2 separate regions of the Homo sapiens genome follow, and region 2 is linked to region 1. Evidence: chromatin contacts called from ENCODE Hi-C data. All regions are on one chromosome and are shown on one strand. Each heading gives the region's core, a stretch centred on a gene start or an enhancer-like site at or near the end of the contact. The rest is flanking DNA. Distances are from core to core; before and after follow the strand shown.

Region 1 (2,809 bases), core at 158-2,657:
TTTCTTTTTAAATACATGGGTTTTAGCTTTTTTTCTTTTAAGGGAGAAAGCCATTTCAGTAGAGTTTCTGTTAATGGAACTCAGAAGGAGTAAGTAGAAAGGGTGGCTGTGATGAAGCAGAGGTCAGCATCCCAGCTGCTCCCTTGAGGAGCCTGTCTTCACAGCAAAGGAATGAAGGACAAACTGCCATTGTCGCAGGGTCCCGCATCTATTATTTTGTGACCAGAGGACATGAGAACATTGCTAGTCTAGATGGAAAAAGCTAATCCAACAGGTGAGATTGGAGATTCAAGAGAAACTGCATGTGGGAAGGAGTGCATAAAGTCGACTATGTTTCATAGCAAATCATTTTGTCAGCACAGGGCACAATGAAATGCCATCACAGTTGCCTCATTAGTAAGCAATATCTTCCATTTTTGAAGGCACCCCAGCATGTTCTGTAATAGCTCCCATTAAGTCCAGTCGATGTCCTCTGGACTCCCCCTCCGCCTCCCACCCCCAGATGATGATGACACAAATGTCTTGAAATATTGACATGTCCGCAGTCACTCGTTTACAGAATGTCTGTACAAATATTTACATTACCCCGTCCCTCCCAGCAAATTTGCCTTTAGATTAATCTGCACACCGAACGCAGGCCGGGAGTGGCTTGGAGTGTGGAAGGGTTTAAGGGTGTGGAAGGGTTGTAGTGAGGCGGGACTGACTGACTTTGATCGGCTTTGCCAGGGGCTTGAAGGAACCGGCTCTTCCTTTCGCAGAACCCAGGTGTTTCTCTGGGCCCGGGAAGTTTTTGCTCCCGAGCGAGTCAGGGACGGGAGCAGGCACGCACAGTCGCGTAAGTGTATGAAATGACGACCTCAGAAGGGCGCCCAGGGACATGGGTTTGGCAGCCCCGAGCGGAGGCCGCCAGGCAGCCGTTCCTTTCGGAATTCGGTCTCCCGCAGTGCTCCCGGCTGCGGCGCTCCTGGGCCGAGCGCTGGAGCCGTTCTGGGCAACCCTCCCGAGCGCGGCCGGCTCACCTCCGCCGGACTGCGCGGGGCGAGGGCTCCGCTACTGCGCGCAGGCCCGCGGATGGCAACTCGGGGTTTCCACTGCGGGTGATCTCGGGACACCACGGGTTCCCACGGAGGCCGGGCCAGGGGAGAGCCCTGGCTGTGGGACCCCGCGTGACCAGGGCGCAGGGCGCCGGGTCCTTAGCCCATCTGGCGGCGCAGGGAGGGGCGCCCGGTAGGGCGGGTGCGCAGCATGAGCCCCAGCCGCTTGCCGCTCCACTCCAGCCGGGCGGACGGGCGGGAGCCGGGGGCGGGGAACCCGGAGCGCCGCCCCGCCAGCGCGCCCCGCCCGTGGGAGAGGAGGGGCTGCAGCGCAGCGGACCACTGGAGGCGCAGCACGGTCGCCGCCGCCGCTGTCGGTGCTGGAGATCGCGGCTCGGTGCAGGCGGCGCCCATGCCTCCTCTCCTCCACTAGCCCGCGCGCCAGTCCGCCTGCCGGGGCCGGCTCTCCGCCTCCTGCCTCCCGTCGCAGCCGCGCAGCCGCCGCAGAGTCCGCGGCGCCACCGCTCGCCCTCCAGGTAGGTGTCCTAGCTGCAAAGGGATTGCTTGGGGCGGGCGCCAAGGTGCCCGCATCGCGGCCCGGGGGCATTGTGCGCCTCCGGCGGGCCGAGGACCCCGAGGGACGCGTGGGTGGGCAGCCGCAGCTTCGGGTCCCCAGGACATCGCCGTCCCCCTGGAGGCGCCCCCGGCCGATAGCCCGGGCTACAGGGAAGTGGGGGCGGCGGTGTCAGCCCATTCTCGCGGCCGGGATGGGAGGGGGCGTCTGTATCGCGGTCCCGGTTTGCCGCCCTCCCTCCCCCTCGTTGCCAGGGAATTCCGGCCGCCTGCCACTAGCGCTCGCATTCCCTCGCGCGGGCCGGCGCCCCTGCTCCCCGCAGGCTGCCTGGGGATTGAAGCAGGGGCAGGGAGAAGGACTGATGTAATTGTCAGCGGAAAACCGAACCGGCGCGGGTGAGAGCGCCCGCGCCCGCGAGAGCTAACGCCTACGCCGCACCTTTCAGGGAATCGGGGAAGCCGAGAGGAGCGGCTGGGGAAGTTGTGCATTGGGTTTTATTGTGCGCGTGCACTGCGGACTGCCCTCGCGGGGCACCCCTGCCCACCCGCTGCTGGCGCCCCTGCAGCCCTCCCGGCAGCCTCCGTCCACTCCCCCGGCCAGGGCCAAGTCTGCCTTCCCTGGTTCAGACCGGGACAGCGTTTGCATTGCAGTCAAGACGTGCTTCCCCTGCATCAAGCCGGGAGCTGCCCGCAGATCGTGTCGCCGGGGATGCTGGGGGAGGAGGGAATGGGAGACCTGAGGAGAAAGCCTGGAGAAGTAATGACACAAGCGGATTTTCTCCCCAAAGCTTCTGCTGCGTATAGACACATCTGCAAGGCACCTTTTAAGCTGTTTTTGAAAGTTATAACCAGATACTGATTTTGTGACAATTCTATGATATACCTGAACGGTTGCTTAAACATAGAGACCTAAAGCTAGGGGAAGCATTACATAATGGACATGAAGCAAATGACACGAAACTAAGTGAACCCACTGGGTTGCCAGATTATTTCTCTCTTCTGGACACAAAATCCTGTAAGGTTTTTTCTATAGGAACTTTCATTTTTAAATTGCTGGGCTAAGTTTAGCCAATTGTCTATTATATTCAGTTGTGATTTTTTTTTTCTAAATAATTTTCTTGGACATCTTTTCTTAAATTTAAAAATTGCATACTAATGGTTACATATCACTAAGCTGATTAGGAAATGTAGTCTTCACAAGG
Region 2 (2,809 bases), core at 143-2,642, 120 kb before region 1:
GTCTAAACTCGGGAATTTAAATAGCAAAATTTGTATTGTAAAGAGCCTAAATTAATGTGTTCCTGGATGCCAGATGATAACCGAAGGCTTATCTCCCAAGCCAATGGGGCTCTGGGAGAAGGGGACAATGCAAAGTCCTACCTGGTAGGCATCAGGAATGTTGACCGTTTCTCCATGCTCCCCGACATAGCCAATGATACCTTTGCCCCAGGGGACCTGCACCTCATTTGAGTTCTCTGTGCTGCTGCAAGGCAGCAGAGGTGTTCCTGCATGCACATCAAAGAATTTGGAGACCAAGGTCTTCTTGCCAGCAGCTGCCCCTTCCACCAGGAAAAGAGAGCAGCGGTCAGCATCCACCATAAGGCAGACAAAGATGAGAATCTTGTAGCTCAGGCTGGTGAGGTCAAGGTCATTGGAGATATCTTTGACCAATTCCAGAAAGAACTGACGCTCATTATGCTTTTTCAGATGGCACTTGTAGTCGATGGCTGTAGGGGGATACCGAGGCAGATTCACTCTCGATTCCAGCAGCGCACTGAGAATATGGGCTGTGGTGGGGGGCAGGGAGCTTGCCTTCCGGAGAAGTGCCCTCCGTCGTACACTACTCAGGGGTTCCTGAGCCCGGGAGGTCACCTGTTCATCGTAGGTCCTGTTCACGTGGATGGCCTTGGAGCGGGCAAAACTCTTCCTTAGCTCTTTCTGAGAAGCTCTCCGCTGCAGGTTCCCATCGCCCCTGCTGCCACCGGCCCAGCTGGGACTCAAGGGAACCCCACCACAGTCCCCGCCACCGGGAAGGGGCTGGCTGTGGGCAGAGCCATTTGGTCCAGTGCCACCACCAACGCTGCTGCCACCTCTGCAGGTGCTGTGAGCCAAGCTGCTGGTACCAGCCAAAGAGGGCCTTGGACCTAAAGCCCCCTGACCCTGACTGTGCCTCTGCAGCCACTTTTCAACCATCTCCTGCTTCCCCTTCCGCATCAAGTAATCTTCAAACAACTCTGGGTGCCTGTCCAGGAAAGTTTCCACCTCCCCAAAGTCCAGGCGGGAGGCTGCCATGGTCCCAGACAGCTTTCCTTGCCTGTTTACACGTGAACCAAATGTTTTCCTGCCCCGAGGCCTCTAGCTGTTCCTGCACATGTTCACCCCCACCAGTATTCCCAGTTCAGCGCCACCTCCCCTGGAGATTATTCCCAGCAGTGGAATCTGGGAGATGCCCCTTCCTTCTCTGGCTCAGAGTGGCTGGCGCCGACCCCACCCCGTGGTCCTGCTACTCCTGCTCCGCACAGGTGCCCAGCACTGAGCTGCCGCCGCTGCCCCGGCTCCTGTTCCGGAAACCCGAGCTATCGCTGCTCCTGTTCTGGCTGCCGCCGCTGCTGCTGGAACTGCTGCTGTAACCGGATGAGTGGACCGCTGTGACAGGGAGGTAGGGCAGGACACGCCCCTGAGTGAGGCACGGAGCCTGGAGGGAGGAGAGAAGAGGAGGGAGCCGCGGACGCCAGACCAGCCAAAGTCCACGGCCCAGGCTGCCAGGCGGTTCCTGGAAGAGTCTCTGGACGGCCGGAATCGGCGCCTGGGTACAGGACTCCTGATTGGAACACGATTAGAAGAGGGAAACGCACCTTGTTCCTTCCCCGCTTCTTGCTCCCTTACCTCCCCAACCCTCCCTACTCACCGCGCCCCTTAATCCGTTAGCGTTTCGAGGAGGCCCAGCGGGAGCCCAGTGGGAGTCCGAGATACAAGTGTTGATGTTTTGCAGGGATCTGAACACAGAAGCGGACTCCGAGGAATCGAGAGTGTCGTTCACCCTCAGAGACAGGCAGGGTTATTTTTCTGGGATGTGACTGTGGATTGTTGGTTCCCAGGATTCCTGGGACTTGCTCACTAACACTGCCCAGCGCCTTGTGGGTGCTCAGTAAATATTAATGGAATGGCATTTCCCCGAAAATAGCAAATAAAGTTTCCGATGTGAGCAATTCATGACTTTAACCAAATTCATGTACCTGGGGCAGAGACAGATTACACAGAGAAAGGGTGTAAAACACAGTACAGAAAAAGAGTTTACCAGGTAGAGGAAGTAAGTGCTGAAGAGTCTGGAGTATTTAATTAACAGCAGGGAGACCAGCTAGGAGACAGTAAACCAAGCATAGAATCCTGGTAATTTGGAGCTGCTGGTTTCCAAGAAGGTGAGTGGTGATCAAGATTTAAAAAGAAAAAAAACAACGTTTAGCATAGTGCCTGGCACATAAAAAGTGCTCAGTAAATGTTAGCTGTTGTATTACTTTTGTTATTATTATTATTCTAAGGTGACGATGTATGGAAACTTTACTGAATGTAGCTATGTCTCTGGTCACTTGAGTGATCTATCAGTAAAGATGGTTAGTGATATGTTGAAACTGGCTTGTAAGGACTCACAAGTGCCTATTTTAAAATCTCTTTCCAATTCTGTATTCAGTCACATCATGGAGTTTGCAATCAGTCACAACGGGAATGTTTACACCATGGAAATCAGCAAATGTTATGTGTCAGGGTTTTTTTTTTTTTAATGGACTGCTAATTGTTAAACATTTACGGATATGCAGTGGAAATAATCCAAATGTCCATCAGCTGAGGAACAGACAAATAAAATGTGATAACTCCATACAATGGAATATTATTCAATCATAAAATGGAATAAAGCACTGACACGTGCTAGTACTCGAATGAAGCTTAAAAACATCATGCAAAATGAAAGAAGCCACTCACAAATGACCACATAGTGTAAAATTTCATTTGTAAGAAATGTCCAGAATAGGCAAATCCATACAGACAGAAA

What was found. A loop is a pair of places that touch in the nucleus more often than their neighbours do. Pooled maps may share reads with other maps.
Region 2: a loop to region 1 is called in a map of PC-9, with 2.3 times the contacts of the local background. The contact joins the promoter of PDE11A here to the promoter of OSBPL6 in region 1. A Hi-C loop is called at or near these places in 1 of 168 maps with a recorded cell type or tissue (PC-9) and 3 of 50 pooled maps.

Annotation. Positions count from the first base shown.
Region 1 is chr2:178,193,105-178,195,913 of GRCh38, forward strand. It overlaps OSBPL6 (oxysterol binding protein like 6), which reads left to right and starts at 1,408. Exons shown (of 25, transcript NM_032523.4): 1 at 1,408-1,570. RefSeq lists silencers at 962-1,651, 2,098-2,392.
Region 2 is chr2:178,071,385-178,074,193 of GRCh38, forward strand. PDE11A (phosphodiesterase 11A) reads right to left here and starts at 1,393. Exons shown (of 20, transcript NM_016953.4): 1 at 142-1,393. The coding sequence starts at 1,053.